7 separate regions of the Homo sapiens genome follow, and regions 1, 2, 3, 5, 6 and 7 are each linked to region 4. Evidence: chromatin loops called from intact Hi-C (ENCODE). Cell type or tissue: mammary epithelial cell. All regions are shown on one strand. Links, peaks and the distances in the headings refer to the core of each region. The heading gives the core; the rest is flanking DNA.

Region 1 (4,735 bases), core at 452-4,451, 1.2 Mb after region 4:
ATGTTTCTCAGAAAGTAAAAATATGACTACCGTAACATCCAGTAATCCCACTACTGGGTATATATCCAAAGGAACTGATATCAGTTTTTAAAAGAGATGTGTACACTCTCGTGTTGTTGCAACACTATTCAAAATACCCAAGATAGGGAATTAACCTAAGTGTCCATGAATGGATGAATGAATAAAGAAAATGTGGTATATTTACACAATGAAATACTGTTCAGCTTTAAAAAAGAATGAAATCTTGTCACTTTTTACAGGTTAGATGAGTCTGGAGGACATTATGTTAAGTGAAATAAGCCAAGCACAGAAGGACAAATACTGCATTACCTCACTCATACATGAAATCTAAAAAAGTTTATCTCATAAAACTAAACAGTAGAATAGTATTGTGGGATCTGGCCAGCAGCCCACAATGCAGTGGGGGTCTCTCTTTGTTCCCAGGCGGATCAGCAGGTCAAGAAATAATAGACACACACAAGATAGTGAAAGCTGGGTCCAGGGGGGTCACTGCCTTCTGGTCCCACAGTGCCAACGATGCACTGGATATACCAGCATTTATTATTAAGTTTAGTGAGGGCGAGGGTAGATTAGTGAGGGATTTAGGGTCATTTGATTATGAGGTGTGATGGTCACATGGGGATGAAGTAATTCTTTAACATAACATCTGTATGCAGAAGTACGGTATACAGAGGTAAGAATTTACAATATAGTGTGTGCATCAGTAATTTCTAACAGAGCTTTAAAACAGAAACACCGTCTTTCCATAACCTATGATTAGCAAGATATTAATCAGCAGAAACAGTTGCAGCAAAAGCTGGTTACAAACAATCCATAGAAACAGGACGTGAAGCTAGACAACCGGTTTGACCAGAAATTCTTAACCCTAGGCCTTAACCCTAAAGAGGCCTAGAAGAGCTGTGGCAAGATGAGGGCATCTATAGCCCTGTCTTATCCATATGGACAGGCACCCCTCATGCGTCCATTTTCTTTTCATATCTCTTACAACTTACCTAATATCTCTAATGTTTTCTTTTTATATTTCAGTGTTTTATTGTGTGATTTCTTCACATCAGTTTTCCAATTCACTGAGTGTCTATTTAACAGTGTTTATTAGTTGATTCATATAACATATTTATTTCAAATATTAAATTCTCACATCTAGGGATTACTGTATGACTACTTTTCAATTTCCTTTTAATAATAGTTTCCTATACAAATAATGTTTAGACCTATTTCAATGTTTTTCATAATTATTTCATCTTATTTTTGAGGCATGAAATATCCTAGGCTGTTGCATTCTATATGTCATAGCTGTGGATTCTTTTAGATGCTTTATACTTTCAGCAAGAGCATCCATGGTAATTGCACTTGTCTGTCTTATGGTGTAATCCCTATGAATTAGATTTGCAGTGAACTCTGACCAAGTCCACAAGCTTACCAAGCTGATTTTTGTTTTGTTTTTGTTTTTGTTCAGTAATTGTTATATTTTGTTTGGGCTAGAAAGTGGGATTCAATTTAAAAGAATCTTTAGTAACTTAGAAGTAATATTTCAACACACAGCAATCAGTTAGGAAAAGTTATTTCTTACTTCAAATATTATACTGTCATTTCCAGGATTTTCGTATAATTATTTTCAAGTTTTCTTTCTTTTATTTTATAAATAAACTCATCTTATACAAATGATGATTTAATTATTTCATAGACTGTTTATATTGCACTGTTATATCTTCTTTCTTGGATATGAAATTCCCTTGTTTGATATATGCAAGGCTAACTGTGCTTTAATTGCTAGTAAATTCTTCCATGATCTAGTAGCAATATTTCAATAAATATCAAAATATACAATTGTTGGGCAACAAACAACATATATGCATCTATTAATTTATTTTTACATGTATACAGTAAAATTACACTTTCTAGTGTACATTCTGTAGGTTTAGACAAAACTATAGTTGTATACTCACCACCACAATTAGAATACAGACGTTTCGTTATCTCCAGAATTTCTTTCCTTCCACTTTCATCCTCTGGGCACCAAATCTGTTCTCTGTACCAATTAGTTTGCTTTTCCAGAATGCTATGTTATTGGAATAACTCTACATGACATTTAAAAGATGATTTTTTGAAAACAAACAAGTACTTTTTTCTTTGACAATTAAAGAATTCCTCCTCACGTCTTCAAATTAATCAATACATTATTTTTTAATAACAAATGAAATTACAGAATTTCAAATGATAGAACCATTTAGAAAGGTGCTTGTAAAAAATTTTTTGTAGTTTTCAACATGAAATAGCGTCAAATAATAATTAAATTAAACCTCATCAAAATAGCTCTCTTGACCATCTGCTTGGGAAATCTCTTCCAGAGTTGTTTCAAGTCTGTAGAAATGAATAACACTGCCTTACTGCCCCCTAGTGTTTGAAGTTTATGGATACCCCAGCAGAGTTAAGGAAACATCGCTGTTATACTTTGCCAGGTGTTCTGGCACACTCTTATTTTACATCTGGGATGATTGGTAGTGACGAAACGCATAAAATCTCATGACAATAAATATCGAGGCATATGATACATAAGGCAAAAATCACTAGTATAATACCCAAGTCAGGTGGAAATGTGCTTTGCTAATTCCAGTCTGTTTCCCAGGTGGAGAAATCATTAGGAGAGGGGAAAAGGATAACACACACCACTAACCTCCAATATTGTCCAGAGTTTTCAAGGCATGGTTATAGAGCTGTAATTAATTCATAGCATAAGAAGGATATCTAACATTACGAGCAACATTCTAGACAAGCTGGACAAAGAGATTTTCTGTGTTAGTTCGGATCTTCTGAGAAGCACACACCAAAATAGGATTCAAGATGCAAGAAATTTACTAGAGAAATGTGCAAAGTGATTGGAATGGTGTGTGACATGTTTTAAGTTCTATATATGTGTTTGCTGTATTAAAATATTCCATCGATGAATATCTTAGTGGCTTCCAAAGTTTCTCTACCATTAGTAGGTTTGTCAGATTTAGCAAATAACATACAGGATTCTTGTTAAATTAGAACTTCAGATTAGCAAAGAAGAAATTTTAGTAAAAGTATGTCCCATGCAATATTTTTTTCTGAAATTAAAAGAAACTACAAATATGTTAATGGCGTTCTGCTAGTCATAAATGAATGCAATTATGTACAAGAACAAGATTCTTTTGAGTAAATGACAGATTTGATTCCAAGGCATAATCAGAGATTTTTTTAATCAGTCATATCACCATTCATAGTTTCACTGTGTGTGTGAGTGTGTTTGTGTTTGTGTTTCAGACGAATCAAAGTAAAAATGCTTTAAGTGATGAAATGCAGATACACTACTGGGTATAAGATACCAAATAATACTTATATCTCATAAAAACAAACCAACACATTTTGTCTCTAGTATTTAATTTGTTTCTAATTTTCATACAAATGTAAAACTGAAAATTCACAGTTAACTGCTATAATCTCAATAACTTGCAATAAAATGTGTTTAAAAGGCTGAAACATTGACAGGTGCCTATGATTTAACATGATAATTTGCCTAGATTTTCAAGCATTTCATTGTATATTAAAAACCAAAGTGCTGATCAGAACAGGCTTTGATATCATTTGAAATTGAGTTTCTAACTTTAGCTTTGAATCTTGAAAGAGCCTGGTAGGTCTCAATGCACAAAGAGAGTAATTAGACATATTGAGAGGTGAGAATCTTTGCAAAAGCCTCACTTTTGAAAACCCAGAAATATTTTAAGGAGTGCCATTGGGATTTCTTTCAAAATGTATATGATAATTCATCTGCAAAGTGTTGAAAATGAAAGGTTTACCAAAAGTTGATGTTATATCTATATCCTATAGTCTGGATCCATGATATCAAGGCACACAGTCAGCTTCTATCTACTTGTTTTCATTTGTTTATTTGGTTGCATGCAGAGTACTTATTAAATTTAATCTTGATACTACAGATCCACGCATTACCCTGGACTTGTCACCCTACAACTCAACATAGTAAATGTTTTCACATAGTTGGATAAAAATGTTAAGTGGGCATGGTTATTTTATATATATATATATATATATATATATATATATATATATATATGTATGTAATTATATATAATTATTATTATATGGTCAATAATTTTATGTATCTTTGTTAATACAATAATTATATGTATACAATTGTATGCAACTGTGCTACATATATGTGGAGTTACATATATTTCACTTTTCCATTCAACTGGAGAATTGATGATTTTTTTCTTGCTATGTAAAAATAGAAGGATATTTTGTTGACGGGCCAACGCATTCTCATACATTATGTTTATGTACTTTATCCTTGAAATCCCCAAAAGCAATGTCTGGATTTGGTTTATCATTAGAATTCCAAGGCCCATGTACTTCACATGATTTTACATAAATTAAAGAAATTGAGTAATCTCAGTGAATTTAAGATTATACATTTCTATTGAATGATTTCAACCATCCCATGATTATATTTGAATAAATGGCTTAGTATATGTTAACATATAACTAAAATATGTATATACTAAATATAAATTTTTACTTGTGGTGTTTTAAATTTTGCCCAACATTCTTATTGCTTTGATAACTATTCGACATTCAAAACTTCTTTCTACATGGTTCTACTGCCCATGCATAGCATCAATTATCTTGTCAAAATATGATAGATGGTTGCATGCTAAATCCCCAAATACCTCAG
Region 2 (4,000 bases), core at 1-4,000, 200 kb after region 4:
TATCTTCCTTCCTTTGGCCACAGTACCTTATTGACTTTGTGGATAAAAAGTTTATGTTATACCATTCCTCTTTTTTATCCTATTAAAATTGATTTTAAAAAACCCTTGGACTAATGCAGAATAATGGTAGAGTGATGAAAGATAAAGAAGGAGAGGGGTAAAAACATTTTATTTGAAGTGCTGAAGTATAAATTTGTAGCCTGGGAGATATCTAATATTGAAGATCAATGTATATTCCCTTTTGCTTTCTCTGTCCTACTCTAAAGAGAACCAATATTTCATGTTATCACTTATTTCTAAGTATTAGAGAGATGTCTTGATGTTCAATATTGCTCAGTAATTTAGAGATGGGAAATTCTGGGTAAATAGAGCATTTAATATGGACATTAAATTAGTAGGTTTGTTAAAGCATAAGAAAGAGGATCCTGTGTTTTCAACGCTTAATTTAAGAACATCGCATACTTCTATAATTGAGTAACTATACACTTGTCCTCTCAAGTATTTTACACTGATAGCCTTTCATGGAAGAAACTTGTTATGATTAAAACTAAATAGTTTAAACAAAGTGCAGGAATTAGTTCTTACTTGATAGAATTATTAACTGCTCCTGTGAAGACTAAAATTATCTGCCCAACAAATATAGGAACATTAATTATAATACTTTTGTAACTAATATTTTCATTCAATGCTCTGTGTGAAATAATATGTAAAATAAGTTAAATTTATTTGCTACCAGAGAAGCATTCTAAGAACCTTTTGAAGCCAGGAAACCTATCTGCACTTCATAGATACGCAGTAATTTATTCCGGGAATTTGTTCATGAAAATAATGGCAAGTATCTCTCTCACAGTGCATTTTAACCTGGAAACAAATGAAATAAAACACTTTGGCTTATCATGAGCCATAGAATCTGCTGGCTTTAGCAATGTACATTTTGTCAGATAATGGGAATGTCTTTTAAATACTATGATAATTTTTATAACACATAAATAGGGAGCAAAAGGTGGACTTGTAGAGCTGTTGCAGAATATAAGGAATCCTGAAGGAATAATTATAGGAGAGTGTAAACCAGGCTTGTCTTCCCTTCCAATGAGCTTAATTTCTGAAGCCAATGCTAATTAGGATTAATCATATTATCTCCAGAACAGCCCAAACCCCTCCAAAGAAAACAAACAATGGTCAGAGAAGAGATTCCAAAGGGATACAGTCTGTTTTGGTAAGAGTGAGGTCATGGAGACACCATACTTTGCCAGGGTACTTGGCTTTGTTTTCTGACTGCCATGCATGACAACCCAGCTCTTTCCATCTGCCAAGACTCTCCACGTCGCACCTTAGCTCTGCAGTTGTTGAATGTGCACTTCAAAGAGGTAAATAGGAACAATGAACTGAAAATCATACCTACCCTAAACCAAGGTGTACAACTGCCTGCCTTGAGTTAAGCTACTCAAGTAGTTCAGACCTACTGTTAGTAGTTAATAAAGACATGCTTAAGAGTGTTGTATATACCATGCAGCAAGTATTATGAGCAGTGCTATTCCATCACTTATAAATAAAAGAAGTACCTATTTATTTTGCACAGCCAGTTTTGTGCAGTCCTCCACCAATTCAATTACCCAGCTAATCTTAAAGGTCAAAGGATGTAAATGTCTCAAATTCTGCCAAAGTTAGTCCCAAATTCCACCTAGAGCATTTAGAAGGGGGGAATTAATTTAAGATAGAATAACAGATTAAGAAAAAGAAACAACAATGAAAAAAGTAGTTTTCTTATTTCCATTGAGAAAATTAAATCCTCTCCAGGGTGACGTAAAGGTGCCTTTTCCTGGCAGTCCCTGTCAAAGTCAAGATGGCTTCACCCAATTGGAGAGAATAGCTCGTTCAAATCTTGCCTATTCTGTCTACTGCCCCTAGTGGTCCATAAGAGCCATTTCTTTAGTTCAAATTTCCTATAGAAATACATTCACTCACACTAAATGTTTACATTTTAAGATACTAGAGCAAATGAATAGTTTTAGTGGAGTAGAGTGGAAATGAGGCCAAATTGAAATGAGAATAAAGGAGAGAAGCTCCTGATGAAAAAAGGGGAGAATGTGCAAAAATATAGATTGTTGGTGCTTTAAGTGACAGCCAGAGTCTTCTGTGTCTCTGTGAAATATGCGTTCTAGCCAGACCATTGCACTCTCTAGTTCAGTGCTTCTCGGGGAGTGGCAGCTGTCCACTGATAAGATAAATAGATGCTTTAAGAGTAAGACTTCAGAAACTTAAGGGAATTTGATATTACTAATATATCCAAACATATGTTCAATGTATTTTTTTCCTTGAACAGATAGATCTAGATGGGTTCAGGTGGGTCGAACTTTTCTTATATGGTACTTATGGCATAAACTGTAGTTGTCACACGCAGTAGGAGCTCGTTACTGTGTGTGGTATCTTCAAGTGAATTTGACATATGAAACCCAGAATTGGTTTGTTTTCATCAAAAGATTATTTAAATTGAAAACAAATCTTATAGACTAATTTATTGAAATTTATACCAAGAAATTGCTTTAAAATCTTTTCTCATCAATATGCCTCTATGTAACCAAATTCTCTATGAATAATGTTTTTATTTGTTTTTAAAAGAAAGCCGTTAAAAGAGTTGATATACATTATCCCAGAAATAGCCTTGTGATCAATTTAATTTAGAATATATAGATAAAGAAGCAAGCTTTTTTATTATGTTGAAAACTGTAAACATTGATATGCCTGGTATTCCTTCAAAGGGTATGTCCAGGCATTTGATACAGGTAATTAGTACATCACTTATAACTTCCGGGTATGTGTAACAGCAATTTTTTTGTAACAGAAATTTGTGTGTAACAACAGTTCTATTAATTGCCCATGTGCACATCTTAAGTAAACAAGGTTATGGTTTTTAAGTTGTTTTCTTTTGTTGAAATATTTGAACAAAGTATTTCAACAAAATATTCAAATATTCAACTGAAAAATTTGTTGAAATATGTCCATTGAAACTATTTAAAAATTTGAGCTTATTTATATGTTTTGTTTTGATTTATTTATTTATTTTGATGAAGTTTTGCTCTTTGTTGCCCAGGCTGGAGTGCAATGGCACGATCTCAGCTCACTACAACCTCTGCCTCCCGGGTTTAAGTGATTCTCCTGCCTTAGCCTCTCAAGTAGCTGGGATTACAGACATGCGCCACCACGTCCGGCTACTTTTGTATTTTTAGTAGAGATGGGGTTTCTCCCTGTTGGCCAGGCTGGTCTCAAACTCCTGGCCTCAGATGATCCGCCCACCTCGGCCTCCCAAAGTGCTGGGATTACAGGCGTGAGCCACCGCACTCGGCCTGTTTTTTTATTTTAATAGTAATTCATTTTTATTATATTTTGTATTTTATGAAACTATTGGTTCACAATGGAAATTAAGAACAAAACAAAACAAACATGCAGGAAAGATCCTTACACAAACACTGTTCAAGTAGAACATACCAGACAGAATTTATTTGTGGCAGTATGCTGCATAACCAAGACAGCCATCAGTAAACCTCTCTAAAGTCTCTAAGTCCATTATTTATTTGCATGACCTCAATCATCACACATTTCAGCAAAACAGAACTTTTCCAGCATCTCCTTAACTCCTTCTGTATCTGCTTAATCAATGTGTACCTTGATAGAATTAATTATCTTGTTTCAGTGACATTTTGTTGTGTTGAAAATAATTTGAAATTTGTGAGCCATTGGCCTAGTGGGATTTGGAAAGCTTTTGTACACTATAGAGATTAGGTGCTTGTTGTAACAGGATTGTGCCTGTGGGAAATTAAATGATTCAGAGGCAGGTTAACCCTTTTGGTTATTTAATGCTCCACTGAGTGCACAAGAACCAACAGATTTCTCTGTGCAAAGGCAGAGGATGACTGCTTGAGCCCTGTGAATTTACTCACACATCTATCTACCACCAGGCCGACATTCCAGCTACTTGTATCATCCATCTAGGTCATGTAAT
Region 3 (4,735 bases), core at 365-4,364, 180 kb before region 4:
AGTTGATAAGATTATAACTGCCTGGCTCATGGTAGAAGTTTCTCAAATGGGTGTTATTTTAAAATGTAATCAAGACAATTGAAATAGGTGTTCAAAACATGTGGCATACTATCGGCAGTAAATATTCTGGCCATACTCCCCGTGGAAGAATTAGTTTTAAAACTTTAAATAGTTATGTGTCTGTAATGCTCATGCACATGGGCTTATGTTATTCATGTTACCTATTTTGTAGCTTCTTGAAACTAGCTTTCCTCTGCCACATTTCCCTTCTCTTCCTGAAGGGCATGCACACTCTTCTGAGTGGTGGGAGTGTGTGAACATGCCAAAAGAAGTGTGGGGTCCTGCAGTTTGTGATGGCGAATGGGCAGTGGTTGCCTCCATTCTCAGGGCTCTTCCTTGGAGCTATTTCTTTTTTTTTTTAATTTTATTTTTTTTTATTATACTTTAAGTTTTAGGGTACATGTGCACAATGTGCAGGTTTGTTACATATGTATACATGTGCCGTGTTGGTGTGCTGCACCCATTAACTCTTCATTTAACATTAGGTATATCTCCTAATACCATCCCTCCCCGCTCCCCCCACCCCACAACAGGCCCCGGTGTGTGATGTTCCCCTTCCTGTGTCCATGTGTTAGGGCACCGGCTGCACTTAGGTGTTGTCGGGTTAAATTAAATATACACCAGTTAGCATTTTCCAAGCAAAATTATATATGTGGGCACTGTCATATTTTTTAAATGCAAGCTGAATATGAGTGGGAGTCTGGTATTTTTGGATCTCTTTTGTGCAGACAGACTTGAGAGTGGCTCCTAAGATCCCCACCTCCTGGTGTTCAGTCTCACAAGTGATCCCCTTCCCTCAAGTGTGGGTGTGGTCTGTAACTTGCTTCTAGCCAATAGAATATGGAAAAAATCTATGTGATTTTTATGTATGTGGTTCTATGATTATATATATTACATAAAATTTCAGCACTGGTTAGCTGGGATCTCTTTCTTCCTTGTTGGCTTTGAACAAGCAAGCTTCCATGAATTGAGCAGCCTGGTTGGGGAAGCTCACATTGCAAGGAATTCTAGGCAATCACTAGTTGCTGAGGGCAGTCCCTGTCCTACAAACAGCAGGAAAATGAGGCCCTTGTTTCCACAGTGACAAGGGAATGAACTCTGCCAACAATCCGACAGAGCTTTGAAGCAGGTCCTACCCAGTTCAGCCTCTGATGAGAACACAGACCCAGGCAACACCTTGATTTTAGCTGTTTGGGACCCTAAGGCAGAGGCCTCAGCTAAGCCATGTTTAGACTCCTGACACACAGGAATTACAGGACTATCTACAGAACCCTTAGATAATAAATAGGTGGTGTTTTAAACTGCTAAGTTTGTGGTTTTTGCTTATGTATCAATAGATAACTAATACATTTTCCCCCATATTTTTCACCAGATCAAATGCCCTGTTGTTAGTTAGCATCTGATAAGCCAATGAGTTGAAGTAGGAAATTCTCTTAATCCATATGTATGCAAAAGTTTGCTATAAAGGGATAAATAAGTCAGCATTTATGGGCCAATGATATATTAAAAAGTGTGTGAAAAGCACTGGCCTGAGATTCATGTTCTAGGTTCCAGGCTTAACTCTAACATCTTATGTCATTCTCATCTTAGACCTTTCTATTTCTTAACTTAAAAATGAAAATTTTGAATCAGGCAAATCTTAAGCTCCACTGTAGTTGTAAATTGTATTACAGGGTTTAAATTTACAGCTCTAAGAACTAGAACTTTGTTAGCTCTAGTTAACTGTTAAATAAATCTCTTGTTTGTTTTGGAATTCCTGATGCTCATAAGTGTCTGGTTGGGAATAAAAGGGCCTTACTTAATGACTGAAGAGAGCACATTAACTTCTCAGTAGAAACCAGCTGTTTAATTTACATAATATTTTTAAAATCTCATCTTTTTTTTTTTAAGCTGGGAGATCTATCAGCAGGAATATGACAATTTAGGTACAGCCTGTTAAGTATAAATAGATTTTCTCCATTCATTACCATATTAAAGAAAAGAGGAACTTCTTTCCAAGCTGAAAAATGTGAAATGTTTTGGCCTTTATACATTTCCTGTCCAAGAAAAAAATTAAAAAAGAAAGAAAGAACAAAAGAAAAACAAAACAAAAAAAAAGAAGATCAATCTATTTGGATTACACAAAGAATAAAAATAATTTTATTTATTTTATTATTTAAAAAATATTTTGTGCATCCCAATTAGAGTAGGGAATCTTTGTTGCCTTACTTGCAGTTTATAGTTCGTGTAAAAGAGCCTATCCAGTAGGTGTCAGCAAAGTAGTCTTACAAATCCTCACAAGGGGCTTCTCCTATTAGCTTTATAACCACTGCTAAGTAAATTATAAGAACTTTTCTTTCTACCGGGAAATATGTTACATCAGTGTATCTACAATTAAAGAAAAGAATGAAGAAAGAAAGAAATAAATTTCCTGATAGAAAAAAAATCTGCTTTCTTCTCTTCTTTTTTGGCCCCACGTAACAAAAAGTGCATTCTGAGATATCATAGAGAGAAAGAGCCTCCTGGTTTCGGATATCGTAATAAAACAGGAGATCATGTGTACCTGGGTAGCACTCACAGAAGATATTATGATGTTGCGAAAAGGTGTTAAGACGTATGTGGGTGTTGGGTATGTGCATATCTATCTCTCATAGTCGGAGAAGCCCAGATGGTAAAATCTGAGCTGGAAAGTTTCTGAAATAAACAGCACAGCCACATTAACAACATCATTTTGAAATATATGGAACTTAAGAGGAAAATAGAACAGATAAGTATAATGCTAACCTAAGGTGGAATGTGTGTTCCTTCTTCCCTTCCTCTGAGAGAGGCCGTGGTAAGGGGTTGTGAGAAATCCTAGCACAACCAGAGGGTGTCCTGTGGGAAGAGGAGAGAATAGGTCTTAGAGAGGAAAGGAGAGCTTGTTTCTCAGGAAAGATGTGTAGGCTCAGAGGCGGCCACATTCCCAAGGAGGACTTGGAAAGTATCCAGCCTGATCACAGGACTGAAAAGGAATTACATTACAGTGGGGAAGATGGACTAACAACCATGGAACATAAAGAGAAGAGAAGCAGAGTAGAAATGAGGAAATTTATTTCTTTTTTTGGTTTTATCGAATTTTAATTCAAGTATAATATAGGTCAAGAAAGTGCATGTATCTTAAGTGTAAAATTCAATAAAATGTATATATATTAATACATAGTCTACAAATACGTACTAATAAAGATAAAATTTGCCCTACTGGCAGAAGAACTCTGAAGGAAGAAGAATGGAGAATTGAAACAGAAAATCAACTTTTCAAAAGAGGTTACACTATAACTTGCAAAAGTAGAAAAGTTGGGCCAAACCAAACCAAACCAAACCATCCGGTGTGTTGTAGACTAGATTCAAACTCCTTGAACTGCAGCCTATTCAGATCTGTGTATTTCAAGACAATGGGGTAAACTGACCCAACAGTGACTCCAAAGGGATCCTGTGTTCTAAAGATAAGATGCCTGACTGTTCCAGACACTCCCCAGTTTACAAATTCAGACCATTCCCTGCCTGTCCTGTCCTGTGGTTAATTTCAACATCAAAAACATTAAGAACACGGCTTGACTAATTCTTCTCTTCGGAGACATACCACAATTTACCATAGTGTTGATCTCTCTTGCTGCAGCAAGTAAGAAAAGTAACTGTTCTCTACAGGTGTGTTCCTGGTAATCTCTGACTCAGAGGCACCAACATACATCAACGCTCCTGTGTAAAGCTCACTCAGATTGAGAAACAACATTGCCAGCACCCCCGAGGCTTTTTTGGCCCCTTGCAGTTATTACCATTCCCTGTAATAACCAGTATTCTGACTTCTATCATTATGGATTTTTTTTTACAAAAATAAAATCAAACACATGTACCTTTTTGTGTCTGTCTTATTTTGTTCAGTATTATGTTTTTGAAATTCCTCAACTTGTGTGTGTAGCATTAGCACATTATTCTCATTGATGTATAGTATGCCAGCATATGAATATACCACCATTTATTTAGCCATTCACTGTTGGCCATTTGGGTTGTTTCCATTTGATGCTAGGTCAAATAATACTGCTCTGAACATTCTTGTACATGACTTTTTGTGCATATATGCATGCACTACTTTAGTTGTGTGCCTGGGGGTAGAATCATAGGATCTCCATTTGTTTAGTTCATGGTTACTGGAAAACAGTTTCCGAGGTATTTATCCCAATGGATACTTCCATGAGCACTGTATGAGGCAGTAGTTTTCATCACTCTCATCCTATTAACATTCCAGATGCCTGAGGCCTGTCCTACAGCAATTAAATTAGAATCTTTGTGGGTGGGGCTAGAGACTCCTAGTTTTTAGGTGACTCCTAGGAAATTCTAATGTGCAAATAGGGTTCATAACCACTGATGTAAAGAGGTCCCAGGATCAGTAGCACTGTACCACAATGGGAAAGTCTACCTTATGGAGAAGGGATTTAGATACTCAAAAGGCCTCCAACCCTGGGCTTCCTAATGCCTCAGAAACACCCAACATGAACTGAGTTGAGTAGGATCTATGTGCGTAGGATCTATGTGCCGGTACAGGGGTCACACTTTGACAGCCACTTATCTAAAGCAAGCCCAGGGTAGGTATTCTTTCTGTGCTTGGTGAATGATGTAAGTTTAGCATACTAGCTCTAAAAGGGAAGCTTTTTCACTTAAT
Region 4 (4,588 bases), core at 589-4,588:
CACACTCTAGCCAGACCTATAACCTTACTTAGCATCCCACTATTCCTGGCTCAACTTTCTTACTTCTGCGATCCCAGAAATGCAAAATGCTTCTAAATTCTCCATCTTTTCTCTCTTCCTTCTCATGCCCTGGTTTATCTGTACAGTTTTCTTTGCAATTGCTATTTTAGCTCCTCAATGCCTTCCACACTCTATGATAAGATAGTAGAAAATATTTCCCAGATTTTGCTGCATATTGGAATCATCTGCCTTGATGGTGGCAATTACATCAGAATCTCTGGGAGTGAGATCCAAATTTCAGTAATTTTTTTGCAGCTCTCCAGGTGATTTAAAAAAATATCTGGTTTGAGATCCAGTGTACCAGATCCTTGCTACTCAGTGTGTGCCTCAGGCCAGGAGCAAGGGCATCACCTGGAGCATGCTTGAGATGCAAGCTCTCAGGCCCCACCCCCGTCATCCTGTTGAATCTGAGTATGCATTTTAACAAGACCGCAATTTGATTTATATGCACAGTGAAATTTGAGAAGACAAGGGATCCTCTTCAAACAATACATTGCAATCAACAGTGTCTGGTTTTCCATTTGCATTAGCCAAAGATTGCCATAAATTCACTAGAGTCAAAGTTAGGTTTATTAAACTTGTGTCAATGTGGGAAAATAAGCATCAGAGGAAACATGGGGCCTCTAAGTAAGAGGCAGTTAGGAGAGGCAGAGTATAAGACTTGGGCTTGTGCTATGTGATTTAACAGCAGTGGGCTCTTAAATCCTCCCTACTCCTAGGGAAAAATGACAGATCAGAGCTCTGAATTGCCTCCCCCTTCCTTCCTGACAGCACTCAATCCCGAACGGGTCTCTGCTTTCTCAAACTCTTTTTCAAGGAGAAGGCATTTTGGTCCGCCCAGCACAGTGCTTTAGGTGGGCCAGGGAGCAGAGGGCCTGGGTGACAATAAACAGTTCACTATCTTTATAGCATATAGCTAATGGCAGCCACATCCCACTGTTTACTTGTATTAAGCAGGTGTAATGTGGTCATATACAGTGTTTTCTGTAGCAATAACTTGACACATTAAATGCTGCTTTCCAGTCTCGCACTGACTGTGAATGTCCGGGCTCAACGGAGACCTTAACAACCTGAGCCAGAACTACGGAAGGACCTGACAGCCTCACTGTGTCTCCCCCCTACACTCTAAGGAGATGACTTCACAGAGATTTGGAAGGGAAATGAGGGGTCTTTAGGAACAGAATGTTTTTGAGGGTCTTCAGAGAGCAGTGGCTCTTTCTCTTATCACTGGATAAAGGGCCACTCGACATATTTCCCCTAAAGATTGTGGTGTTTCTGAACTTGGGGCCTGAGACTTAATTTCATCTGGTGGTTGTTCCGTGGCAGTACCCGTAGACAAGCTCCAATGGCACCAGGGAAGTCTTATAGAAGATAGAAACATGGCAGAGCTGGTTGGGAGAAGATCATGGCCATCTCCAGAACCTTAAGTCCGACCCATTTCCTGTGGGGATTAGGTTGGTAGGACAGGAAATCCGACTTTTCTGTGGCAACATATGTAGCTAGGGAAGGTCTTGATTTCTAGGCAGCCCCCAAAGAATCTCCCCAAAGACAAAGGAATTCCACACAAAGACTTTGGGGTAGACCCCTTGCTGGGGGTGAGGAGTTGACCATAGCACACCAACCCTGTACACCTCCAAGGTCAGACAGTTTTATAGGCAGTGCTCACTTGGGGGCCTGAGGCCACGCTGCCATCTGCAAATACCAGCTCTGGCCCCTCTGGTCTCTGCAGCTGGCCTTTGTCAGATGTGTATGTAGTTTGGACATGTAACTTTGCCTCTGTTACAGAGGCTGACTCCTCTCCCCTTTATCCCAGTAGCAAAATAAGTTTAGACATAAGCCTAGGAGGAGAGTAAAGAGAGGGGGAAAAACATTTAGAGTGAGAAGCTATTAATGATAAAGATACCTGCCTTCCAATCAGGTATGGGCAGACCTATGCCAGCCTTGCAGTATCTGTCGCTTGCCAGCCAGTACCATGGAAACTCGTTGTCAGGTATTATGTGAGATCCACAATGTTTGGACACCATTGCTTATTCAGCTATCAGGCTAACTAACCATACAACCCAGCATACTTTTTTTTTTTTTTTGATGATGACCACAAACCTATCCATGCAATTTTTGTCAAAAATGTTGCTGACATCAAGACGCAGTATCCCAAGAGAAAGCTCCATGGCTGACATACTTGCTATTGGCTCCTAGGCATGCTCCCTTCCTTTCATAAGTGCTTACAGAATAATTAAAGGCTGTTTTATCAGTGATGATTATAGCTATGTTTACTGAGCTTGCCACACGCTGGGCACTGCGGCTCTGCATTTTACAATTCCTTCATTCTTATTTACTGTTAGGCCTCTAGGTGGGGACAGAGTTCCAGAAACTCTGGGTCAGTTTTTAAGCAGGCTTGGAGACTCAGAACCAGAAGCTGCGACCCGGTGGAAGGTGTGGCCAGAGGGAAAATGTTTAATTGTGGCCGCTATTTCTATCGTGCATCATATTCTGGGGCTTGCTAGAGAATCACCCTGTGCCTCTGCCTCCTTCTTGTTAGATTTTGCTACCTTATTTATTGGTTTCTTCCTCACTAGGATAATTTGTGAAGATAGAAATATTTCATTTTCAAACATCTCCCATGATCTTTCAGCTCTGTTTACTTTTAGAATCTTTGCAGTGAGCCAATTTGCTCTATTTTAATTTTTTGGAAACTATTTTTACTGAAGTCTATTTAACATCTGATGATATTGAATGTTCCTTTTTTTCAACTCCCTTTTCCTCTTTTCACCTTTAAATTAAAAATTTCTCATTTCTAGTCTAACAGAGTGCCTCCAAATCATGTGAGATTCCCAAGATCACAGAATTAACAGAATATTTTAACCTTATTAATACATGTGATTAGTGGTTTTAACTTAAAAAAAAAAGATTGTCTCTCTAAACAATATCCTGTTGAAGCTGAAAACTCCCACAAGGGGATTTAGAATGTGGTGTTTGAGAGCGTGGGCTCCGGGGACCAGCTTCCTGGTTTAATGGCCACCTTCGCCTGTGCTAGCTATGTGACTTTTGGGGGGGGTCCCTCTACCTCGCTACAACCAAGTTTCAGCACCTGAAAAATGGAAGCAAAACGTGACATCAGCCTCATAAGGAGCTAGCTGGAAGGAAGGGTTGAATGAATTAATTCATGTAAAGCATTTCAGTGACTGGGGAAAGTCAGCATCTCATCCATGCATCCCATAAATGGGTATAAGTTGGATGACTTCTAGGTCCCAGACACTGTCCTAGGTACCAGTAAAATATAAACATCCACATATGTATTTTAGCTGGTGCTGACAATTGTTAGGAAGAATGATGAATTAGAGAAAGGGGATGTATCAGTAAGACTTCTGCAGAAAAACAGAACCAATAGAATGTATGTCTATACGTAGGCTAAAATCTGTTTATTTTGTTTAAAGTTTGCTTTAAAAATATTTATTTCATCTAAAACACATTTTCATTGTAACAACTCCCTGGTAACCAGGTAGTAGAAGAGAAGGCTTAAAACTTCCATGTAACTTTAATTGCTGGAGACAAGTGATATTTATCAAATGTATCTGACCATTCTTGATGGGCCAAATTGGATTAGGTCAATTCAATATAGTGACCTTGCCTTACAGACAGATCTGTGGTCAGATGGAAAACTTACAGAATAGCAGGCTGTATCAGTCAGTATTCCCCAGAGAAACAGCACCAGTAAAGTATATATGTATTTCGAGAGAAGGAGAGAGGGAGAGACGGACATTGTAAGGAAGTGATTCATGTGGTTGTTATTGTGCGGGCTGCCAAGTCCATGATCTGTAGGGTAGACTAGGTGGGTTGGAAACCTAAGTACTACTACTCCTTTTTATTTTTTTTTCTTTCCCACATGGTGCTGATGTAATGCACTACTTCTATGTTGCAGTCTTGAGGCAAAATTCCTTCTTGGGAAAACCTCAGTTTTTGCTCTTAAGAACTTCAACTGATTTCATAAGTCCCACACACATTATCAAGGGTAATCTTTATCTAAAGTCCTCTATAGATGTTAATCACATCTACAGGATACATTCCCACCAACATCGTCATTAGTATTTGACCAAACAATTGGGCACTGTAGCCGAGCCAGGTTGACTCATCAAATTAACCTGGCCAGGGGGAGTGTGTGTTCCCTCATCAGAGAGTCGTAGGTGAGCTTCTGAGGAGGTGATGGATTTGAGCAGAGACCCAAGTGAAGATGAAGAGGGGGCATGCAGATACTGGTGACCAGCAGCCCGCAGCATTGTCCACTTACTTTGGTAGTGCCATGGAAAGTTAAATTTCATCCTGGCATCCTGGATCAATGTATCTAGTTGGTTTTTTTAAATGATAAACAAGAAGCCAAACTCTTGTGACATTTTAGAAGTTAAAATTGTTCAGGAATACTCATAAATGCACAAGACACACCTGACTATGCATGTGTGTGTGCACGTGTGCACATGCATACACACACACACACACACACACACACACACACTTCCTTTTCCTTCCGGAGATG
Region 5 (4,000 bases), core at 1-4,000, 480 kb before region 4:
TTGAGACCAGCCTGACCAACATGGTGAAACCCCGTCTCTAATAAAAATACAAACATTAGCTGGGCGTGGTGGCACATGCCTGTAATTCTAGCTGAGGCAGGAGAATTGCTTGAACCTGAGAGGCGGAGGTTGCAGTGAGCCAAGATCGCACCACTGCACTCCAGCCTGGGTGACAGATGGAGACTCCATCTCAACAACAACAACAACAACAAAAAGGCTGTTGAGAAACATAAAATTCCTTCATGATTAATTTCTGACATAACATTGTAGGAGCTTGTGATTTGTGTGACTTCTCTTTAAAATGCATTAAGGTTTTGTGTGTTCTAATGATTAATTTTGTTAACTATCTATGGCACTGTAAGATAATAATTTGGGGGAGATTTTAAGGTTTAGTATATTCCTGTTAAAACATTCTATTAGAACATCCTTTAACTATCGTTTTTGTTAATGTTACCTGTAGTTCTAACAGATTTTGCTTATTTTATTTTAGTACTGGTTTTTGGCACATAGCTACTATATATTCATAGTTAATTTTACTTTTTACGAAAATAAAATGGCTGTCTTGGTCCAAATCTTTAATGCCTTTGTCTTTAATTCTACTCTATGTAAGAGTAATATTGAGGCACCTATTCCTTTTTCTGGATGTGTGCTGTTATCTTTATCCAGTCTTAAAAATAAAATCAATGGAAAGAAAATTATCAGAAGAAAAATAGGAAGGGACATGAACAGGCAATTTACAAAAATAAAAACAAAACAAAACACAAATACCCAGTAAATAATTTTAACATGTTCAGCTTCACTTGTCAAAGATTTGCAAATTAAACTTGCAAGAAGATAACAGCAACTTACCATTTCTCATCTACCATATTTGTAAAGATGAACAAAATTACATTAAATTTCTCATGGAAATCAAAGAGTATAATTTTGGAGAGATGAATTTTATAATAATTTATTGAAATTAATAAATAGAGATTTATACCAAGGATTTGTATGCAGGGATATCCATTATACTGTTATTTATAATAGTGAAAAATTGGAACCAATCTAAAAGTAAAAAAAAAATTGGCTAAATAAATCAAGGCCTATGTAATTGATATGCTATGCAATCGTTAGATCATATTTTGAAGAATATTCAATAATATGAGAATGTGTACATGATACATTTTAAACTAAAAATAAAGGTATATATACATATATACATATACATGTGTGTATTTTATTTTTAAGAAAACGGGAGCTAGAATATTTATTGCTCATGGAGTAGAAGAATATATGTTAATAGTGTTCATATTATGGTGATTTTTTCTATTTTCCAATCAATTTTTATTATTTTCATAATAATAAAGTATATTTAAAAATACAGGTATTGGAATTACTTAAAAGCAGTTAATGATCTTAAAGAAAAGATGATGTTACATTTTAAATGAGAGGAAATGATCAAAATCAACTCAAAGAGTTCACTATGTAACTATCAATATTGGGATTACTATATGGATATATTTACATATTTTCCTCTTTAAAGATTGAGATAAAAGTTTTTGCCTCTTCAATGTACCATCTTCCACACAGTAAGATATATTTTATTATTTATAATTATTTTATTATTTAACTTGGGCCATATGATATAGATAGAGAAAATGTCTAAATTGGAAATTTTTGAAAGGGAAATCATCAGAACATAAAGACAAGTTTCTTGTGGGTTAGAATTGAAAAAGAGAAGACTGGCTTCTCTTTCATTAAAGCATTCAGTAACTTTCCCACTGTTCTGTCTTCTTTGTAAATATGAGACAATAAGTGTAAATAATTGATAACCTTTGATGTACTCATGAGACATGGGTCTGTTTTGTATTTCCTTAGCTCTTCAAGCTAATGGTTAATGGGTGAGTTATACTTTCAGCCACTGGATGGCAGCTAACCTCCACTAGTAGTCAGCTGTTTCCAGAGTCTCTCCTTCTGTAGTGTAGACTGTGCTTTGTTTAGCATATTGTGCTTGAAGGGAGAAAAGAATTCAACATGCAGTATCTCTGGATTAATCTCATTTTATTAACCTCTGAACATAAGGTTTTATAGGGCATGAGATTGAAATGCTGTAAATCTTGTAACCAGAATCTGAGGATTTCTTCTTAAAAAGAAAAAAGCTAGATAAACCTGTCTGTTGATTGAGGTACAGTGTTGTTTTCATGGACTGTAGATCCATTACTAATAGTAGAACTTTGCCAATTTGACATCCCTGCACTACAAATAAAATTGCAACAACAATTCTCTGTAAGGAAAATATTTGTGAACCTTAGCTGAGCCATGGTAAGTTGATGCTCAGTATACTGAAATTCACTTTTATGAATAATTCAGTTCATGAAATTTCAGTGTGCAATTCTATCCCATTTGATAATCACTCAATAAAATGATAATAAAAAAGAGCACCTGCTATGCAGGAAAAAATGTGGCAGTTGAATCATGCTGTAAACCTCACACTTCGGTCTCTGCTAATAGAGGAACGTAGAAGTGCAGGATAAGCAGTTTCTCTCTTCTGTCTAACTAGGGGCACGCATGGGCAGAGTGACACTCAAAGGAGGGGCTGGGATTTGCCTTTTACACTTACTTATGAGTTCTTTTACTGCATATCCTCAAATAACTCACTATCTATAGCAACAAGTTAACAAAGATAAAAGACAATAACAAAAATGAGAACAACAATGGCATGAAAAAGGACACCTTCAAGGGGATAAAAACAGAATAGAGGTATTACTTAATGAGAGAAAATAGTTTTGGTTGATGACTATACACAGTATAGATGATGTTTAAAAATTACCATTCAACATATATTTAATGAGCACCTGTTATATGGCAGATATTGTGCTAGTCACAGTATTCATAGTCTTTATTTTAAAAAATATCCCAGCATAAAGTTTATTTCTAAAATGTAATTATTATTTAGTATGAAAATGATTAGATTCAAGGAATGAGCTGTAGAATTTCAGAGAAGGGAATCATAAGATTCGGGAAGAATGCTATAGAGGAAGGGCCATGGGAACAGATTCTTGACACGTGAATGGGACAGTGACCAGCAGAGATGGAATGAAGTGTGTGTCAGACCCTATGAAAGTGCATTTAGGGAAGAGCATGTACCACCCCACTGGTGAGCGTGGACAGCGGTGGTGGTTTGCAGGGAAGGTAGGAGATTCTTGTTCTGTTTTTCTTCATTGTTGCACGCTCTTGGCAAGGACTTTCCCTCCCCTCATGTCTTGCTTTTCTCCTGTATATTAGAGTAAAATTTAATATTGAAATAAGAGTTTTGAACTGATTTTAAAAAGGTTTAATCTCTACCAGAGTTAAATAGAACTAATTAGGGAAATATAAACTCTAATTAGATTGTTTACTATTTTGAAAACCTTCCGTAGGACAAACTTTTGTGATTTAAAATGTTTTCCATTTTATTAATTTTCTTTTTTTTCTTAAAGAGAAAAAAGTAATTCCCAAATGAGGATAACAGTTTGGAGAAAAATTGCCTTCAGCCTTAGTTCTTTTAGTCATATTTGCCTCACATTTTCTCCTAGGAGACTGCTGTTTTCAACTTTGTGTATTTCCTGGATTAAAAAAGCAATAGATTTTCTCTTACTGCTCTACATCACTCAGTGAATTAACCCCTCCAATTTTTGTTTCTTTACATTTGTTATTATTATGTAATGAGCTGGACACACCCTGTTTTCTTCCATTCTTTGTTTGGCAGTGAAACCCACTGAGGATGCTGAGTTCTCTTGGTGTATTAGTCTGTTTTCACATTGCTATAAAGACATACCTGAGACTGGGTAATTCATGAAGAAAAGAGGTTTAATTGATTCATGTTTCCACAGGCTTAACAGGAAGCACGGTTGGGGAGGCCTCAGGAAACTTACAATCATGGCAGAAGGCAAAGAGGAAGCAAGCACATCTCACCGTGGTGGCAGGAGAGAGAGAGAGTGAGGGGGGAAGTGCCACACACTTTTAAACAACCAGTTCTTGT
Region 6 (4,735 bases), core at 417-4,416, 770 kb after region 4:
TTAGGGGAGAAGAGTAGGAGTTTTGTTCCAGTCTGCAGTTTGCCTTCCCAATTTCTGCTTCCAAAATTTCCAGTGACACTGCAACAGCACTTTGGGGGTTCTCTTTCTCTGGGACATCACAAGCACTTCTGCCTTTCCTGTTTCTTTTAACGTAACAATGCAATAATTGTCTTGGTTTTGTTTTATTCTTACCTGCTCATATTTTGGCATTTATTAGCATGTGTTGTCACCTAGTGTGGCAGATTAAATATGGCTGTCACTTCTTAACATTTTTTTTTCTGTCAAAAGATGAGGTCTATGCTCTGTACCTTGAACTCGGGAGGTCCTCATGAGTGTTCAGACAAATAAACAGCAGATGGTGCAAATGACACCATACCATTCCTCAAGACACTACTAGCTTTTATTTTCTTTCTCTTGCAATGCTCATCTGTAAGCCTGGAGCTATCACATAGGAAATCTTTCTCCCTTTTGATAATATGAAGGACAGTCCTTGAGTAGGTCAACTAACTGATAGTTCAAGCTGACCTCAGTATTTCAGCCCTTCCTTTTAAGGTCACAGGTATGTAAGGGATGATGTGTTTGGCCCTTCAGATCAGACCAGCTGCCAGTCGAATATCACTAAGAGACCTCAGTCAATGCAACATACAGTGGAATTACTAACTTGAGCCCTCCCCAAATTTTTGACCTGTGAAGTTGTGAGGGATAATACAAAGTGTGTTTTAAGGCATTTATATGTAAGGTGATTTGTTTTGCAGCAATATATAACTGAAACAGACCTAGTTGTTTGTTCGTTTGTTGCAAATGTTGTCCGTGTAGTTTTTTTTAATTATTATTCCAGTTGCTTTGTCCGGGAAGATTAAACATTTCCATCTATATTGCCACCATCTTCTCAGAATTCCTGCAATTCACTCTTATCCTGTCCTATACAACATTGCTTTCTAACAAGAAAATCATTTTGCAGCTATGTGAAATGCAGAAATTTCAGTTGTTACCCCAAGAACATAATCAATTATTTAAGTTAGAGAGCAACATTTGGCATGGCTTTTCTCAAAGCCAGAATACATGAAATTAAAATCTAAGTGGGAATGCCTTATGTTATTATACGTAACAGTACCTTCATTTAAATCTTTCCCTAATATTTTGAATTTTAGTGGTTTTGATATTTTAATTCCAAAGAAAGATTTATTTCAAAGCTCACAATGATTCTTTACGGTTATAATGTAATATTTGACCATTTTGATACTGAGCCAACAGGAAATTAAGGGATTCCTGTAAACCCTGGTATAATTAAATGTGTTTATCAGGAGAAATGCACATAAAGAATCTGTCTGGAACTCAGGGCATCCTCTTGAGGGATCTTTAGTACTCTTAGGATTACAGTAACCTTATAAATCTAATAGCAACAATGTCTCATATCCTGCAAAACTAAAATTTGAATTGCCCCATTATGTAAGTAACAATTTACTGATGTACTTGCTGAGAATAATACAACATAATGGAAGAGAAAAGTGATAAAGATCAAATATGGCCATTTATATAAAAATAGTCAATTCTATGTAAATTTCCTTTCATATTTGTAATAAACTTAAACATATAATCAAATTTTTCTTTCCCATTTTAAAATGATTTTATATAAAGAGTGCAGTACAGATACCTGTTTGCCCAGAAAATTGCTAGTTACTGCTTGTTATCCAGGAGTAGTTATTATATCCTTTCACTCTCAAAAGCGTTCAAAGACAAATTACACAATCGCGCCGTATATATCAACGATTGTGATCATTTCTGTAATTTCCCTTTATGTTACAGAATATGCAGGTTATATGAGGAACGAACTAGAAGAGGAGGGGTATTTAACATAACCAGAAATGAACACAGGGTCTCTTGAGGTATTTTGTCTCAACTTTGGAGGGCAAGTTAAGTGTGTCCTTGTTTTTTCACAAAGACAGTTGCTTCCTGTTACGTAGATGCATAATGTTTTTGCTCTTCTGGTACAGAAGTTTATTTATGCATAGAAGGGTACATTTAAATGTGGTTAAATACTAAATATCCAGAGGCTATTTTGGAAAGTGTATATTTCTCCACTTCTAAACCTCATACTTACTTTTTTCTAGCATGCTATGCGCCCCACAGTGGTAAGCCTGAAGATCACATTTCTCAGGTTCTCTCTTCAACTGACTTACCTTCAGATTGAGAGATCTGACTCCCAATCTGAGAGAAAATGACTTTTCCTACTCTTTTTTATATATTTTTTCTGACTTGTAGTGGCCCTTCAGAAATGTGTGGTGGCAGTCCTGGAGAGAGAATTTGAGCTTCTGACTTGGGCATCTGCGTTCCAATAGTTCCTAGCTTCAGAGATGTAGTAATAACCATCACCAGGCCCCTCACGTTTCTCCATTAGCTTTGCCAAAAAAGATAAGTAAATTTTCTTCTATCCTCGTGACAGGGAGTAGTTTAACAGCTTGGAGCAAGCCACCCCTGCTGAAATTAGGCTTCTCTTCTCCCACAGAGGCTGGGAGGTAGGGGCTCTATCTTCCCTGATGATTACATTTCCAAGAGATGGATCCCAGGTCCTTGAGAAAGACATTCCTGGGTTTGGAACTGGTTAGAGGCTTTTAAAAAAGATTTACATCTCAAATGGGCAGAGAAAGGATTTACTAGTACAAGCTTTCTAAAGTTAATGCTCTAAAAAAAATAAATAAAAATAAAAAAGAGAAGTTCAGTGGCTTATACTCTGGAAGAAACCTGTTTAACTTTGGTGACACTGGATAATACTATGGCTTTCTTGTTTCCTAGTTTCTCATTGAACACAGAAGAAAGCTTATCATTATTTCCCAATTAAGTAGGAAGAGAAGGCAATGTAGGATTAAGACATATGACAGATCTTGTTACATATCTTCAGGAGAAAGGAGAGTGAATTTCCTAAGGCAATGCACAAATTCTGGGCCCTAAGCGGTCTGCATATGTTGTGAAGTAACTGACCAGTGAGGAGTGACAGCCAAGTGTCTCTGCTGTCCTTTGTGCCTCTCCAGCCATGTTCAGCACTGAGGGCACAAGCATGAGACAGGCATATAGTTGAATTCAACCAGAGATACAATGTAGCAATACACAAGGTAGGACAGGGAAGTTGGTATTGGTAGGGGAATAATTATAAGATTAACCACATAATCAATGTTATATAAAGGAATATGAGACTGTGATACATTAAATAGGTGATAAAACTAATGGCTTATGAGTCCTAGTATCATTGAAGGAAAGTTAAATTGGGATAATAGAAGCAATAAGGTGGAAACTGAGAAGTTGGCATGAAAAAGGGAGATAATATTTAGATAATTGAAGGATTTCCGTATTATTAATGACAAGGCTAAGGTATGACCATAGAAGTGAGCAGCTGAAATCGGAAGTAGGAGAAGGTTGTATTTGACTATTCAATTTCATTTAATACAGTTGGATTTTTCTCTTCTAAATCAACGTTTCATTTGCATAGCAGCAGAACACATTCTCCTTTGTTATTCTCCAGATTATAACTACCCTTTTAGTCTTCTTTTCCATTTTCTCCCCATCTTTTTACCCTCACAGGACCTTCTCTAATGATTCTTCTCTTCTTTATCTATACTCACTTTGTAAGTTGTCTAATCGAGTCTCAGAATTTTCAGTATCACCTAACTGCTAATGATTTCAAAATGTATAGACCAGACCAACCAGATGTTTTTCCTGAATTCCAGTTCCATAAAAATAACTTACTTGACATCCCTTGAACATTTTATAAAATTATTAAACAATCCTCTATGAAGTATTTTCATTCTATCTCTAGTAGACATGAAAAAGTATTTTTCTCTATGAAAGATGACATCATGATTATACATATCCTGTTCTTCCCAGTTCCTAAATTGTTCTTCTTGCATTATTTTTATATATAAAGACTTGACATCTCATCTCTTTATTTAATAGGGCCTTAGATTCATTCAAAACACTTCTCTTTTTTACATATCCCATGTTCAGCCCATTAGCAAATTCTTTTACCCAGCCCTCAAAATATAACAAGAATTTTGATCACTTCTGATTTCCACTACTACTACTGGTAGACGTAAGAGCCATTTAAATATTCCAAGATATTGAAAGGGAGGAAAGTATCCATAAGAAAAAATATGATGCTACTAAGAGTGGTTTCTCCTAGTGAGCAAAGTATATTGTATTTTAGCAAGCCTCAGAATTAAGGTATTATCGTCACCTGAAGATATGAGCTCTCAAAGCACTCTGATTACATATGAAAATAAAGCTGATATATTTGAAAGTAAAGGAAAAAATAAATCAAAATATTCCTAAATTTACCTCAGATTTTTAAAACATAACTATGCAAAATCTGGATAAGATTATTGCAATAGTCTTTGTCATATTTCTGCTGGAAATATTTAAGTTAGTTACATATCTTTTCCATCAGAAGAAATTTAAAAATTTCAGGCCAATTATATTTAAATGTATTATGCAATATATTACTCTGGAGGATTAAGAAGAAAAAATCGTCTGTATTATTTAAAACAGATAATTTTAAATACTGTAGAAAAGATGTATTTGCAAATGTAGTGATGATTGTATAATTGAAATTATCTAGTTATTAAATTTAACTCAATTTAACTTAAAATTTAAGTACAAGACAGGTGTGGAGGCACATGCCTGTAGTCCCATCCACTTGGGAGGCTGAGGTGGGAGGAATGCTTGAGCCCAGGAGTCTGAGGCT
Region 7 (4,735 bases), core at 415-4,414, 580 kb after region 4:
AACACTAATTTATCATCTCACAGTTCTGTAAACCAGAAGTCAAAGAAGAAAAAAACTGCATTTTCTGCTTATGGTGTCTCCAAGATCCATCTATCTTCTGCACAGGCCAAATGGGAGAGTTGAATGGGGATGTGGTGGGAATCACCACCTCTGCTTCTTTCAAGTCCTTGATGGTGGCACTGATCTCTGCAGTCCCTCCAAGGATGCGATATTGGTTTTGATTTACGAATTTTCTAGGTATCAGTAACTCTAATGGTTTCCATTTGGATTTTCCCACCATAATAGCCCTCACCCTACCACTCAAGGAGCCAATGTGGGGTTTCTGCCAGCTGCTAAGTATATCCATGCCAACTATGCAGTCTGGCACTGGGGAAATGACCACAGGATGAGTTTGGAGACCCACTGTAAGTCGGAACTGAGCTAAAACTCCATTAATTTTCTGACCTCCAGGAACCCCTACCTTAACTGGAGGACCACAATGATGTTTTGGGTCCCCTGGAATCAGTGTCAGTAGTCCAGTAGTCCAATAGTCCCCAAAATGTCTGATCATTTCCCTTTCCCCAGTGCACAGTTACCCTGGTAGAAGGCTGGAGGTCTCCTTGGGGATGGCTAGTGGAAAAATTAACAGAATAAATTGTCAGTAGTGCAGTGGGGTCCTTCTCAAGGGGACCCGGCCTCCCCTTCATTCAAGGGATTCTGGGTTTGTAAACTGGCTCAAGTCTGGAAATTGATTGAGGGGCTGTGATTCTCTGTTTTCATAATTCAAATTAGTCTTTTGTCCACTAAACCTAGAAGTTTTCTGTTTATATAAATTAAGCAGGAATCATCCTTTGGGATGAAGAATTTACCAGTAATTTACTTGGATGGCATGAGGTTTAGGTGACATAAAATAGAATGTTGTCTTCAGTAGCAAGTTTAGTACACAGAAAATACACAAATAAATGAGCAAATTAAAGGTTTTCCTATTTCCAGTATCACTGAAAGTTTCTAAAGAGTTAATAAGGATCTGTCTCATGTGCATGTACACATCAAGGCCACCAGTGGTGTTGAGAATACAGCTTCCTGTAATAAATCAGAAACGAGCATTTAGGATACGAAAAGAAAAATGATAATAGAATGCTAAGTGCAAGTTGAAGAATTTTTAACATTAAATGAATTCTGCTTGTTAAAGATCTTTTATAGGCATACAATAATTAACTTCTATACTCTGTGGGATTCTCACTAACAATGGATGAGAGTTCTGGTTGTTCCACAGCCTTGCCAACATTTGTACATTCAGTCTTTTTCATTTTAGCTTTTCTGTGGGATTTGTAGCTTGGTGTGGTTTAAATTGCATTTCTTTTATGACTAATGGTGTTGAGCATGAGCATTTTTAAAGTGCTTATTAGTCATTTACATATTTTAATGAAACAGTTCAAATTTTTGCCCATTGGGGATGTTTCTAGACTATGTTGTGCATATATTTTCTCCTAGAATGTGACTTTCTTATATATTTTTAAGGGTGACGATTGATGAGCAAATTGTTTAGTTTTGATGAAGTCTAAGTTATCCATTTTTCCCTTATTTTTACTACATTTTGTGTCCTAGGAAAATGTTGTCTACTAGAAATTATGGCAAAAACCTACTAAACTAGTTTTCTCCTAAGCTCCTTTTGCTTTAGCTTTTAAGTTTAGGCATATGGTCTACTTTTTGTACATAGAATGAGATAGAGTTCAAGGTTAATTTTATTCCATATGGATGTCCAGCTGTCACGAAATATTTGCTGAAAAATCTTTTATTTTCCTTCTGTGCTGCTTTGGAATCTTTGTCAAATATCATGTGGCCGTGTAAGTGTGGCTGTATTTCTGTATTCTCTATTTGGTTCTATTAATCCATTTTTCCTTCCTTAATGCTAACACTGTATAATCTTGATTAGAATTAGTTTATAATAATTATTGATGTCAGGTAATTTAGGCTACCCAACAGTACTGTTTTTCCAGACAACTGGACATTTTTGAATTTTCATACATATTTTAGGAAGAACTTTCCAAGTTCATCAAAAAAAAAAAAATCTGCTGCGTTTGTGACTGGGATTGTGTTAATTTCACTGATTACTTTGGAGAGAAATTACATTTTACAGCATTGACTCCTAAAACATGAACATAGAATATGTCTCCATTTATTTTGATCTCCATTAATTTAACAAAGCAATGTTTTGGTTTCTATTGTAGATGTTTTTCACAACATTTATTAAGTTTATTCTTTTGTAGCATATTAATTTGATGCTCTTTAAATGGATACACACATTGGGTTGTGCCCTTCACACTAATTCTGGACTTTGGCCCGTGAGGCAGAAGCTGACTTGATGAAAGGAGAGATTTGGAAAACCTCTTGCTGCCTTTGGAATTTTGCTGCTGCATGAGCAGACTGAAACGGTCTGTTGGATTATGAGTGACACATGGTCCAGTCTCTCCTTTTGCTCTTGATGGCAGTTACATAACCTGCTGACATGAGTGTGAAGCAATGTATCCTGAACCAGCCACCCTGAGCTGACCTGCCAACCGACTGCAGATGATGAGTGAACGAGATTAGCCAAGCCCAGATTAGGTCAAAAGTACAAGAAAGAAGAATTGTGAGCTAAATAATTAGTTATCATCTTAACCCATTAGATTTTGGGGAGAGTTATTACATGTCAAAAGCTAACAACACAACACAGACATGCACACACATAGATGTATATATCTTATTTTCTTCTTTAATTTTATTTTAGTCTTTCCTTTCATTTATTTGTTCCTGATGTGAACATCTCTGAGAGAGCAAGAGGTAAGATATAGAAAGGAAAACAACAAGAATATGAAGTTTGTTATTTATAATATGATATTCTTTTTATGTGTACCATGTTGCACATCTGAAGTATTTATCTCCAAAAAAAAAAACTTTAAACAGTCTTCTCTTTTGAAAATACAAGTATTGCAGGTGTTTTTCCCCTAAGAAATCACTCCAGGGTAGTGATAAATTAGCCTTCTCTCTATGCTTTTTTTTTTTTTAATAAAATCTAAAGAATAGAAAATGGCAATTGGAGTCAGATATGGGAAAATTGGTCCAAAGTGATAGGTGGTAGTTTAAAATGACTATACTGGAGGGTACACAGTGTCCCTTCACTGGCCATCCTCTGTCCTTGTCAGGCTCAATCATTTCATTGTTCCTTTCTATAAAACTTTTCAGTTCAAAACAGATACAAAGCTATGAGCATGTATATGCAGAGGTAGATCAACCTGGAAGCTACTACAATAGTCCAGGTGAGACATCAAGAGGACAACTGAGGAAATAAAGTGGACATGGAGAAGAGGGAGAAGATTCAACTATTTATACAGGTAACTACTAGCAGTTAGTTCTGGAGGATGAGACAGGAAGCAACCTGGGATGACTCATGGAACAAATCTGCAAATCTTGCTGTCCACTGTATGGGAAGAGTTCCTCTGAAAGGCCACTTTCACAATCTTCTCTAAAGGCATGCCTGTCCCTCAATATGAAATTGTGAGATCCCTAGGCCCCATTAGTAGAGAGAAGTCCATAAGATGAGTCCACATTCTACACGACACACAACCCCTCTTGTTACTAAAATTTTTTTCTGGAGACACCAGGGCATGTTCTCAAGAAGATTATTTCTTGTACTGCTCACAGGTTAATGTCTATTAACTTGTCAGGCACATGACATCAGCTGGGACCTTTAAAATGTCACTTGGGAAGTTGAAGACCCTCTGTTCGAACTTGCCTCTTATTCCTGTCAGTCTCTGTAGTAAGGGTGCTCATGACATGACACACTGCAGAACATAGACAGTGATGCTCTGTGTTGCTTTCTCTCAATGATGATTTTTTTTCATTTGGCCATGAAATTATCCTTATTTAAGTTTCTGAATATTGATACTAACTATACTTTTCTTATTTTGTAATTGACACCAACACACTTCCTGGTTTCTCGACGCCATTCACCAAGGAGTTTGCTATTTGGCCAACATTCTTTTTCTATACAGCCTTGGCACAAACAACCACGTGGACCCACAGGACTTGACCTCTTACGCTCATCTAGCAAAACCACTTTATTTCTTATACTCTAACAAACAAAAGTAGGTCCCTAAAGTTCTCTTTTTTCTCTGTTCAGTTGGAAAGGAAGTTCTTACTTTTTCAAAACTTCTTATAATCATAAATGGCTGTATTTAAGTACCCCAGCTAGAAGGAGAGTCCCCAGATAGTTGGTTATCTGTTCTGTCTTCAGATAACTGGATACACAAAAGTCGTTCAACATCAGACTTGAGTGTGGGTACCTTAGTTGATGGCTGCAGATCCAATCTGTCTTCTCAAATTTCTTATGAAATTCCTATTCCTTCTCTAAAACTGTATATAACAAGAAATAGACCATTATCCAACAAGATGTCTTATTTTTTGTGTGCTCGCTACTTTCTTACTTTCCCTTTAAAATATTCTTCAAACTCACCAATACTATTGTTTTTCTTTCTTTTTTTTTTTTTTTTTTTTTTTTTTGATATGGAGTGTAGCCCTGTCACCCAGGCTGGAGTACAATGGCACGATCTTGGCTCACTGCAGCCTCCGCCTCTGCCTCCCGAGTTCAAGCGATTCTCCTGCCTCAGCCTCCTGAGTAGCTGCCACCATACCCAGCTAATTTTTTGTATCTACAGTAGAGACGGGGTTTCATCATCTTGACCAGGCTGGTCTCGAACTCCTGACCTCGTGTTCT

The links. Peaks named below come from ENCODE experiments on the same cell type or tissue, not always from the same donor. Only the 100,000 strongest peaks of a DNase experiment are listed, where the experiment ranks them.
Region 1: a loop joins it to region 4, with 17 times the contacts of the local background. A loop is called at or near these places in 13 of 110 quality-filtered maps.
Region 2: it touches region 4 in a loop (2.7-fold over the local background); 2 of 110 quality-filtered maps call a loop at or near these places.
Region 3: a loop joins it to region 4, with 5 times the contacts of the local background. A loop is called at or near these places in 3 of 110 quality-filtered maps.
Region 5: a loop joins it to region 4, with 21 times the contacts of the local background. A loop is called at or near these places in 8 of 110 quality-filtered maps.
Region 6: a loop joins it to region 4, with 18 times the contacts of the local background. A loop is called at or near these places in 7 of 110 quality-filtered maps.
Region 7: a loop joins it to region 4, with 13 times the contacts of the local background. A loop is called at or near these places in 2 of 110 quality-filtered maps.

The regions. Positions count from the first base shown.
Region 1 is chr5:12,290,499-12,295,233 of GRCh38, reverse strand. No RefSeq gene overlaps it. Among named protein-coding and RNA genes, the nearest start is that of LINC01194, 280 kb to the left of the region's middle. In mammary epithelial cell, for the core only: a CTCF peak has its summit at 2,422 (motif pointing left); no DNase peak of the experiment used is centred there.
Region 2 is chr5:13,276,243-13,280,242 of GRCh38, reverse strand. No RefSeq gene overlaps it. Among named protein-coding and RNA genes, the nearest start is that of LINC02220, 250 kb to the right of the region's middle. In mammary epithelial cell, for the core only: a CTCF peak has its summit at 1,897; a DNase peak (open chromatin) is centred at 3,882; H3K27me3 peaks cover 219 bases.
Region 3 is chr5:13,657,871-13,662,605 of GRCh38, reverse strand. No RefSeq gene overlaps it. Among named protein-coding and RNA genes, the nearest start is that of DNAH5-AS1, 200 kb to the left of the region's middle. In mammary epithelial cell, for the core only: a CTCF peak has its summit at 2,291 (motif pointing right); a DNase peak (open chromatin) is centred at 3,625; H3K27ac peaks cover 1,649 bases.
Region 4 is chr5:13,476,884-13,481,471 of GRCh38, reverse strand. The region is part of intron 4 of LOC105374660 (a long non-coding RNA gene); the gene reads left to right. Among named protein-coding and RNA genes, the nearest start is that of DNAH5-AS1, 380 kb to the left of the region's middle. In mammary epithelial cell, for the core only: a CTCF peak has its summit at 2,402; DNase peaks (open chromatin) are centred at 2,431, 4,001 and 4,121; H3K27ac peaks cover 1,294 bases.
Region 5 is chr5:13,955,169-13,959,168 of GRCh38, reverse strand. It overlaps a transcript of DNAH5 not described here. Among named protein-coding and RNA genes, the nearest start is that of DNAH5, 12 kb to the right of the region's middle. In mammary epithelial cell, for the core only: a CTCF peak has its summit at 1,915 (motif pointing right); a DNase peak (open chromatin) is centred at 1,898.
Region 6 is chr5:12,702,549-12,707,283 of GRCh38, reverse strand. The region is part of intron 2 of LINC01194 (long intergenic non-protein coding RNA 1194); the gene reads right to left. Among named protein-coding and RNA genes, the nearest start is that of LINC01194, 130 kb to the right of the region's middle. In mammary epithelial cell, for the core only: a CTCF peak has its summit at 2,131; no DNase peak of the experiment used is centred there.
Region 7 is chr5:12,900,564-12,905,298 of GRCh38, reverse strand. It overlaps LINC02220 (long intergenic non-protein coding RNA 2220), which reads left to right. Exons shown (of 5, transcript NR_147005.1): 4 at 3,205-3,353. Among named protein-coding and RNA genes, the nearest start is that of LINC02220, 130 kb to the left of the region's middle. In mammary epithelial cell, for the core only: no CTCF peak of the experiment used is centred there; no DNase peak of the experiment used is centred there.